Regions from separate parts of the Homo sapiens genome. Here region 2 is linked to region 1. The links are chromatin loops, found by intact Hi-C in ENCODE. Cell type or tissue: mesothelial cell of epicardium. All regions are shown on one strand.

What was found. Hi-C counts contacts between places; a loop is a spot of excess contacts. Peaks named below come from ENCODE experiments on the same cell type or tissue, not always from the same donor. Only the 100,000 strongest peaks of a DNase experiment are listed, where the experiment ranks them.
Region 2: a loop joins it to region 1, with 27 times the contacts of the local background. A loop is called at or near these places in 1 of 110 quality-filtered maps.

What each region holds. Positions count from the first base shown.
Region 1 is chr3:41,074,844-41,079,843 of GRCh38, forward strand. No RefSeq gene overlaps it. Among named protein-coding and RNA genes, the nearest start is that of CTNNB1, 120 kb to the right of the region's middle. In mesothelial cell of epicardium, no CTCF peak of the experiment used is centred here; no DNase peak of the experiment used is centred here.
Region 2 is chr3:40,906,265-40,911,264 of GRCh38, forward strand. LOC105377043 (a long non-coding RNA gene) reads left to right here. Exons shown (of 3, transcript XR_007095885.1): 3 at 4,684-5,000. Among named protein-coding and RNA genes, the nearest start is that of CTNNB1, 290 kb to the right of the region's middle. In mesothelial cell of epicardium, no CTCF peak of the experiment used is centred here; DNase peaks (open chromatin) are centred at 1,927, 2,077 and 2,267.

The DNA of each region.
Region 1 (5,000 bases):
GCCCCACTGCCTACTCCACATGGAAGAGCCAGGCGCACAATTGGCCATCCATGCGCTTTGGCACCGTTTCTTCCTTCTTGTCCCCAGAATCACACTCCCAGTAGAGGTAGGACTATAAGCTGAAAAAGATGACCTCTCACTTGTAGTTCAGGCTGCAGACTCCCCTTTAATTACCTAAGGAGGCTCATTGTCACATGAATGACAGAAGCTGCTCTTTTATGGACAAAAACACAAGAAGAGGGGGAAGTTCAGGGATGGGGCAAAGGGAAGAGGGGAAAGAAGAAAAGGGAAAGATAAAGACCCAGATTTATTATCTAGAAAATATTCCAGTCTTTCTGAAGGGGTTTCAGCTATCTAGGGGAGATGCTGAATTAATGGGTATGGATTACAGGGAGCAATTCTTTCTTTTCTTTTTGATGAAAGGGATGTCAATGACTCTCCTTAAGTCCTGACTCTGTAATTATACTAAAGGATCCAGTGATATTTAACTCAGGCCACTGCTGCCCCTGGCTCCCTGCATTAGCTTTAGATAACAATGGCCACTCATGGTCACTTCTCCCAGGCCCTAACCCTCCCTGGGTTAATTTTAATACAGGCCTAAATTCCTCATCCAAAATCTTGGGGCCAGGTATGTTTCAGAATTCAGAATGTATTTTAGAAAGGCAGTTTGGTGCACATACCACTTCATACATCAACACCCCAGTGAGCTCTGGGACACCTCGTAATCAATGACATTAATATTTCTCCAGCAGCATGTATGCGTATTCACACCAAATGAGATCAATAAAGGCAATAGATAGCCTCCACTTAGTGCAGGTCAGATAATTCTGGAAAATGAAATTAACCCTGTTAGATTTTGCTACCATGCAGATTATAACCAACTTTTGGCTTTCAGAGCTTTTAGATATTGAGATTACAGACACAGGATTCTGGACTGATAAAGGCATGTTTTCACAGCAACATATTAACATTTGAAAGGAAAGTGAATTCCGGGTTTCACCTGGGTGAGACCTCACCAGCTCCCATTTGTGAAAGCCAAGATGGGGCCAGGGCAGGTCCCAGTCCCTCAGTGCCTGGGCTGGGCAAAAGGCCTGTGACCGGTTATGTTATCATAGAACCAAGAGGGAGGGGTTGCCTCGTGAAGCCGTGAACTGCTGAAACCCAAGCAGTCAGTGGGAGCGGCAACAAGGAGATGGCCAAGGCAGTCCTCAAGGAGCCATATCAAGTGTTGCAACTTAGGGACGAGGTATGAGGCTAGAATAGTCAAGACTCGTTCTGGGAACAAGGCAGGGGTGGGAGGACTTGGGACTGGACTGTGCACTGGGAGAAGGTCAGCCAGCTTGGACAGATAAGCACTAACTAGATTGGACTTGCCTCTGGAAGCCTCTGGTGGAAAGATGCATTCATTGCTTGTATGCAAATGCTCTGGTCCTCCCCCATGTGAAAGGATTAGGTCACCAGATTAGCTGAGGGCAGGCCTGGCCTCTGGGGCAATGGAAAGAGCAGTTTCTTCTGCCCGAACCGTTCTTAGTGGCAGATCTGGAAAGTGTGTTTTTGCACATGCTGCAATCTTTTATCCATCAATTATTAAAAGGCAAGTGACTTTGCTCTGAAGCTATTTTCTTTTCCCAGCAGATGGACAACTTGAGTTTGACTGTTTCATATGCAGAATTCAAACCTTAGTTCTCAAATCCTTGTTCAGGATCCTGGGAAGCAGAGCATGGCAGGGCAGGCCTCCAAAATGGATCAGAGATACTGGCAAGGCAGGCAGTCAAGTGGGGCCATGTCCCCTGGCCATCCCCAAACATGGGGGCTGAGAATCTCCTGGCAAAAGAACTTGGACAGTATCAAGAATCAGAGCTTTGACACATAAACAAGGCATGTTTTGTGAGCTGAAAGTAAGTCTCATGAGAGTGTTACCTACAGAGCCTGGAGAAGCACCAGGCACATGTAATAGTCACACAAATAATAGCAGCAAACACACACATATAGCCTTATTGGGGGCAGGTATTGTTCTAGGTGTTTTACATAAATTAACTCAGTTAATGGTAACTACTTCATGAGAAAGTGTAGTGTATGTTTTCCGTGCTGTATCACGGCCCCTCATCCCACTCTTGACTTCAGTCCAACTGCAAGGAGGAGCTTCTTCCTTGGACAGTGCCACTTAGGCATGTGCCCATGGCTTGCTCCTCTCTGCCTTAAAGACTTGCTAAAGCTGCAGAAATCAGCTCAGCCCTCTAAAGGTCAGGGCAGGTAACCCCCAACCTCTCACTCCCTGTCCCAAGGCAACTATCTACCAAGGGGGCTAGGAGCTATGGATAAATGCTCTTGCCTCCCTTCCTTCAGGAGGACAATCCTGGGATGCTTCTGTGTGCTTCTCAGATGTGCCAATGCACTTGGGCTCCCACTGCCAGCAGCAGTAACCAATAGCACACCCTTAGGTTACTGTTTTCCTCCTTCCCTGCTCAATCTTCCTGCTCCCTCACTCCTGCTTCCTGGGATCACCTCCCGAATAAAAAGCCTGCAACCAAGCCCTTGTCTCAAGTCTGCTTGCACGAAGACCGAAACCAAGACAATGAAATATCATTATTCCTATCCCCGTTTTACAGATAATTGGTGCATAATGAATATTTGATGTTGACCAGATGAATTAATGAATGTGAGATCAGAGTGGGAGGAGAGTGATTTGAGCCAATTATGAAAAAGGAAGGCAGGGTCTTTAAAGGGGAGGAGAAGAGGAAGGATGTCACAACCAGCAGTTTTCTGCCCCTGGGCCTGAAGGGTGCTGCTGACATCACTATGCTGATGATCTATGTGGGCCCTAGGGCAAAAATGGGTTTCGCTGGTGGAAACAACCAAATTTGGCGTCCCTTTGAAATCTGTAGCCTTACTATAGGTGTCTCACAGAGGGGAGCTGAGGGAAGTGAATCCTCCTGTCCCCTGACAGGGCTCAGTAAAGCTCCTTGATGGCCAAGAGCATCTGTGGCTGGGCTGCAAAGATTGGCTCCTCGAGGCCTCTCCTGGGCATGGCCAGTGACCCAGGAGGATCTCAGGTTTGGCTGGCAGTTGTGTCAAACAGGGCAAACTGTGTAGTACAGGTGACTCAGTCTGGGAGAGGGCCAGGGGAGATCTCCATTGTGGCCAAGGGCAGCTACGGGAGAGTGCCCGCCCACCAGTGTTCATACCGGAGTTTCTAAGCCTGGACAGCGGTCCCCACAGTGGGCCTGGACTTGGCAGAGGAAGGTGACAGCACGGTGGCCTCCAATAACCTGGTCTGACACGTGTTCACACAAGCCATCTTGGAGACTCCTAGAAGTACCTTGAGACGGGATTTTTAAAAGACTGGAGTTAATGTGGCATAATTGGAATGATGAGCACTAGGGACAGCTGGTTTTAATGCTTTAACTTAAAGAAATACCCCTAGAGTTCCTCACCAGCCCTCAATCATGAAAATGTGAGCACAGTCTCAGAAGACAGACTGCCTACGCCAGAACCTCAGCTCAGACACCTACTAGGTATGTGCCACAGTCATGTCTACAATCCAGTTGTCTCCTTTGGAAAATAGGTACAATATTAGTAATTGCCTGGGAGATTTGTCGGAAGGATTAAATGAGATACTGCATTTAGAATAGTTAGCCCAGAGAATAATCACTCAATACCTGTTAGAGAATGTTGCCATCAGTACCCTCACACTGCCCCCAGCTTCTCGATTCTCAACTAAGGCAATGATAGTGAATATTTATCATTTTATTTGGCCACCCAATATTTGAACTCCTTTTTCATTGAGAAGTTCCCACTTCATGAGTCTTCATTGTCTTCAGTGGCTGCTTCCCACTGTAGATGCCAAAAATGCAGCAACTGGCTTTCCCAGCAGCCTTTGCAGCCAGGCACAGGCTGTACACAGGATCCATCCACCATGTGCCACCCTGGGTTTTGACTCTGGAGCTAGACACAGGAAGGGTGGAGTTCTCTCTCTCCCTACTGCAGGTTCAAGTTTGTGCACAGAGGTGACTGTGATGCCAATGATAGTGCCCAACATTCAATGGCTGAAGCAGTAGAAGTTTCTCCAGACTCCTTCCACCATGTGATTCTCGGTGCTGCTCCAGGCTGCTTATTCTCCAGCCTTACTGTCAGCATTCCTACTGATTCTCCAGCCACCCAGTGTTCTTTGCATCAAACTCTCTTCGGCTTCAGTCAGCCAGAGTTGGCTGATGCCTGTAACTAAAAATCATGGCTGATACAGCTACATTGCAATGTGAGCCACAGCCTGCAGCTTGCAATGCCTCTACCTATGAGGGTCTCTCTTCAGTGTGAGAGAATGGTACCAAACTCTGCCAGAGTACCCAGAAGGGGCCAAGTGTCTGACAGAGCTAGAAGGAGGCCGGTATTGATGGCCCCAGATGAGAAACCCTGACCTCTGGGCCCTCTTCCTGACTTAGTGACATACAGCTCTTTTTCTGAGGTTTCCTGAACATGTCCAGCTCTGCCATCCTCAAGGAAATCAAGTTAAATTAGAAAAGAAGGCACCAAAAAACTCCACACAGCAACCTGCAAAGGTATGTGTAGAAGAGGCAGAGATAGACATGTAGACTCACTTATGTTCACACTCAGGGATGTTGTTGTAAAGCAGCTTTGGAGAAAACTGCCTACTCCTCTCTTCACCCCTCCTTCCTGCCCATTGCATACTGAGTCATCTGCAATACAGCCTAGTAGGCTCCTAATGCACATGTCCAGCACTCCAATTTATTTCTACCCCAGGGACAGTTCTACTTCCCGTCCCCCTCTCCCTCCCTCTCCTTCTGAGCTCTTCTGTAGGCAATAAAGTGAGAGTGTGCAAAAGTGTAGAATTAGCAGGCTTGGGTCCCTCACATAGCAAGTTATCCATCAGACTCAACTTATTCGTCTATAAAATGGGATCAATGATACCTATTTTGCAAAGTTGGTAATGAAATGACCATGCTAGTACTCTAAAAGATACTCTATAAATTTTGATCCTTTTC
Region 2 (5,000 bases), 170 kb before region 1:
ATCTTCCTCCATCCTTTTATTTTGAGCCTATGTGTGTCTCTGCACGTGAGATGGGTTTCCTGAATACAGCACACTGATGGGTCTTGACTCTTTATCCAATTTGCCAGTCTGTGTCTTTTAATTGGAGCATTTAGTCCATTTACATTTAAAGTTAATATTGTTATGTGTGAATTTGATCCTGTCATTATGATGTTAGCTGGTTATTTTGCTCGTTAGTTGATGCAGTTTCTTCCTAGTCTCGATGGTCTTTACATTTTGGCATGATTTTGCAGCGGCTGGTACCCGTTGTTCCTTTCCATGTTTAGCGCTTCCTTCAGGAGCTCTTTCAGGGCAGGCCTGGTGGTGACAAAATCTCTCAGCATTTGCTTGTCTGTAAAGTATTTTATTTCTCCTTCACTTATGAAGCTTAGTTTGGCTGGATATGAAATTCTGGGTTGAACATTCTTTTCTTTAAGAATGTTGAATATTGGCCCCCACTCTCTTCTGGCTTGTAGAGTTTCTGCCGAGAGATCCACTGTTAGTCTGATGGGCTTCCCTTTGAGGGTAACCCGACCTTTCTCTCTGGCTGCGCTTAACATTTTTTCCTTCATTTCAACTTTGGTGAATCTGACAATTATGTGTCTTGGAGTTGCTCTTCTCGAGGAGTATCTTTGTGGCGTTCTCTGTATTTCCTGAATCTGAACGTTGGCCTGCCTTGCTAGATTGGGGAAGTTCTCCTGGATAATATCCTGCAGAGTGTTTTCCAACTTGGTTCCATTCTCCCCATCACTTTCAGGTACACCAATCAGACGTAGATTTGGTCTTTTCACATAGTCCCATATTTCTTGGAGGCTTTGCTCGTTTCTTTTTATTCTTTTTTCTCTAAACTTCCCTTCTCGCTTCGTTTCATTCATTTCATCTTCCATTGCTGATACCCTTTCTTCCAGTTGATCACATCGGCTCCTGAGGCTTCTGCATTCTTCACGTAGTTCTCGAGCCTTGGTTTTCAGCTCCATCAGCTCCTTTAAGCACTTCTCTATATTGGTTATTCTAGTTATACATTCTTCTAAATTTTTTTCAAAGTTTTCAACTTCTTTGCCTTTGGTTTGAATGTCCTCCCGTAGCTCAGAGTAATTTGATCGTCTGAAGCCTTCTTCTCTCAGCTCGTCAAAGTCATTCTCCGTCCAGCTTTGTTCCGTTGCTGGTGATGAACTGCGTTCCTCTGGAGGAGGAGAGGCGCTCTGCTTTTTAGAGTTTCCAGTTTTTCTGTTCTGTTTTTTCCCCATCTTTGTGGTTTTATCTACTTTTGGTCTTTGATGATGATGATGTACAGATGGGTTTTTGGTGTGGGTGTCCTTTCTGTTTGTTAGTTTTCCTTCTAACAGACAGGACCCTCAGCTGCAGGTCTGTTGGAGTACCCTGCCATGTGAGGTGTCAGTGTGCCCCTGCTGGGGGGTGCCTCCCAGTTAGGCTGCTCGGTGGTCAGGGGTCAGGGACCCACTTGAGGAGGCAGTCTGCCCATTCTCAGATCTCCAGCTGCGTACTGGGAGAACCACTGCTCTCTTCAAAGCTGTCAGACAGGGACATTTAAGTCTGCAGAGGTTACTGCTGTCTTTTTGTTTGTCTGTGCCCTGCCCCCAGAGGTGGAGCCTACAGAGGCAGGCAGGCCTCCTTGAGCTGTGGTGGGCTCCACCCAGTTCGAGCTTCCCAGCTGCTTTGTTTATCTAAGCAAGCCTGGGCAATGGTGGGCGCCCCTCCTCCAGCCTCGCTGCCGCCTTGCAGTTTGATCTCAGACTGCTGTGCTAGCAATCAGTGGGACTCCGTGGGCGTAGGACCCTCCGAGCCAGGTGTGGGATATAATCTTGTGGTGCGCCATTTTTTAAGCCTGTCGGAAAAGCGCAGTATTGGGGTGGGAGTGACGCGATTTTCTTGGAGCCGTCCGTCACCCCTTTCTTTGACTAGGAAAGGGAACTCCCTGACCCCTTGCGCTTCCCGAGTGAGGCAATGCCTCGCCCTGCTTCGGCTGGCGCACGGTGGGCACACCCACTGACCTGCGCCCACTGTCTGGCACTCCCTAGTGAGATGAACCCGTTACCTCAGATGGAAATGCAGAAATCACCCGTCTTCTGAGTCGCTCACGCTGGGAGCTGTAGACCGGAGCTGTTCCTATTTGGCCATCTTGGCTCCTCAAATAAGTTGTCTGTTTCTTTGAAATCTCCCAAGGGGTTTGTGAAGGTACATTTCAGAAGATTTCGAAGTCCTGAGCGCTTAGCCGTGCAGGAACAATGGTGAGTCTTTAGCCCGATCGGGAGCGGCAATGGACGCCTCGCTGGATCAGGAGTGAATAATTTTTTTATTTAAAAAAATGTTTTAGACAAAGACAGTTCACTCCACTAAAGAGGAGTTTGGTACCAGCTACTAAGTAATTCTACCTAACCCCTTTCATTATTGATGTTCAGCCAGTGTGTTATCTGAGATTCTGTGCCAGCCACTAAGATAATCCCCACCTATCCACTGCATTACTGATGCTCAGCTGCTGTGTTGATTGGCTTATTTACCAGTACTCCTTGCGGCACACCCTTTGCCTGGCCAGGGAGGCCATCCATACAACTTACACCCTGGGTGTGACCCAGAGGACACGGCTATGGTACTAGTACAAGCAATGGAAGCCATTAATTAATAAATTATGAGAATTTACTAAAAAATGCTAAGGTAGCTCATGGAATCCGAGAAACAGGGAAACCCCAGCCCCAGGAAGGCTGGGATCAGAGCTGTGTGGAGTCCACAGCCCTGCAAGTTTGCAGTTTCTTTCTTGTTTTTGTTTGTTTGTTTGTTTTGTTGTTGTTGTTTTGAGACACTGTCTCACTTTGTCGCCCAGGCTGGAGTGCAGTGGTGCAATCTGCACTCGCTGCAAACTCTGCCTCCCAGGTTCCAGCAATTCTTGTGCCTCAGCCTCCCAGGTAGCTGAGATTATAGGCACTCACCACCACACCTGGCTAATTTTTGTATTTTAACTAGAGACAGGGTTTCACCATGTTGGCCAGGCTGGTTTCAAACTCCTGACCTTGGGTCATCCACCTGCCTCTGCCTCTCAAACTGCTGGGATTACAGACATGAGCCACAACACCCAGCCAAGTCTGCAGTTTCACACTACCTCTTTGTCTACAATTAATGTGACTCTGCTGGAAAGACTGCTAGTTCATATTTGTATATATTCTAAACTTCAGATTCCCACAGCAGAGTCTGATTGGGTCAGCTTGGGTGAGGCATCTGCCTGTGGACCTATGAATGATATTTAAGGGCCAAGGAAAGTGGTAGAGACATGGCCATTTCCACAGGTGGGGTCGTGGTAGGTGACCAGGGGAGTGGGCAGGTGTATTGGACTGGGAAGCCAGCTTGGGAAGACGTGCTTCAGCTGTTCATTCATAGTCTGTGTCACACTCACAGGAGGTGGACCCTCCATTCTGAGATCACCATCCTGAGTGGCCCAACCCTTAACCCTATGTGACATTGGTGGTGTTGGTTTTTAAAGAGTATAAGCTGTAGGCTCTAATGAAATTCTAAGCCTTGTTTTGAGGTTTGAAACTTAAGAAGTATTTCAACCTTTCTGCCACTGCCATAGTGGGCCAGGGCACAGCGTCTTAGGTTGTATTTCATGGCACTTGTCCTCTTTGTCCTGTTTGCTGGCTCCCCTCTGGAAATACTCCCTCCTGCTTGTCAAACAGAATCTTTACACTTGCCCTGAGTCCCTTTTTTTTCTTTTTTTTTCTTTTTCTTTTTGAGACAGAGTCTCACTCTGTAGCCCAGGCTGGAGTGCAGTGGCGCAATCTCGGCTCACTGCAACCTACACCTCCTGGGTCCAAGTGATTCTCTTGCCTCAGCCTCGCGAGTAGCTGGGACTACAGGTGCATGCCACCTCGCCTGGCTAATTTTTTATTTATTTGTTTTTTGTATTTTTAGTAGAGACAGGGTTTCACCATGTTAGCCAGGATGGTCTTGATCTCCTGACCTTGTGATCCACCTGCCTCGGCCCCTCAAAGTGCTGGGATTACAGGCGTGAGCCACCATGCCTGGCCCCAGAGTCCTTTTTCTTTTGTAACCGTTTGATGTAGGCAGCCATGCCACTTGTATTCTTCACTGTCTTTTTTTTTTTTTTTTTTTTTTCCCCTCAGCGCTAGCACAATATTTTACAAGGAAATTTGGGAATTAATGCCACAGTTAGCTTAAGCTATATAGATAATTAGGGTTTATAGTTCGAAAAATTGTCCAAACTGAACCTAGATACCTATTTCTTACGAATTTTTTTATTGCTGTGGATTCTTTTAAAATTTAGTGTCAAGTTGTATAGTTAAAGTTAGTTGTTTAAATAAAGTTTGTTTTTGTTTTTAGTGGTAGGGTTTGGGATTTGGGTGGAAAAAAAATAGAAAAAGATGCAGATTCTCAATTAATAAAGCCTGTTATTCTAACCTTAGCCTTTCAGACTTTGCAACTGTCATACTTCTGCCACCTACTGCAGAATGCTCTGATTGATGCTTGAACATTACGAGGTGTAAATAATAATTATTGGAGGCATTTATCAATTATTTTCTATGTGATAAGCACCCTATTGAGCGCTTTGCAGGCTGCATTAATTTCTGTGGGCTGCCATAACAAATTACCAGAAACTTGGTGGTTTAAAACAACATAATTTTTTTTCTCTCACAGTTATGAAGACCAGAAATCTAAAATAAAGGTGTTGGCAAGACCATGTCCTCTCTGCAGCCTCTTGGGAAGAATCCTTCCTTGCCTCCTCCTCTTCTGGTGGTTCTCATTATTCCTTGGCTTATGGCAGGTAAGTCCCATCTCTGCCTCCATCTGCATATGGTCGTCTCTGTATCTCTCTGTGTCCTCTCCTTTTCTTATAAGGACATCAGCCACTGGATTTAGCATCCTCCTTAACCAGTGAGATCTCATCTTTATAGTTAACTAATTACATTTGCAAAGACCTTCTTTCCAAATAAGATCACATTCTGAGGTTCTCA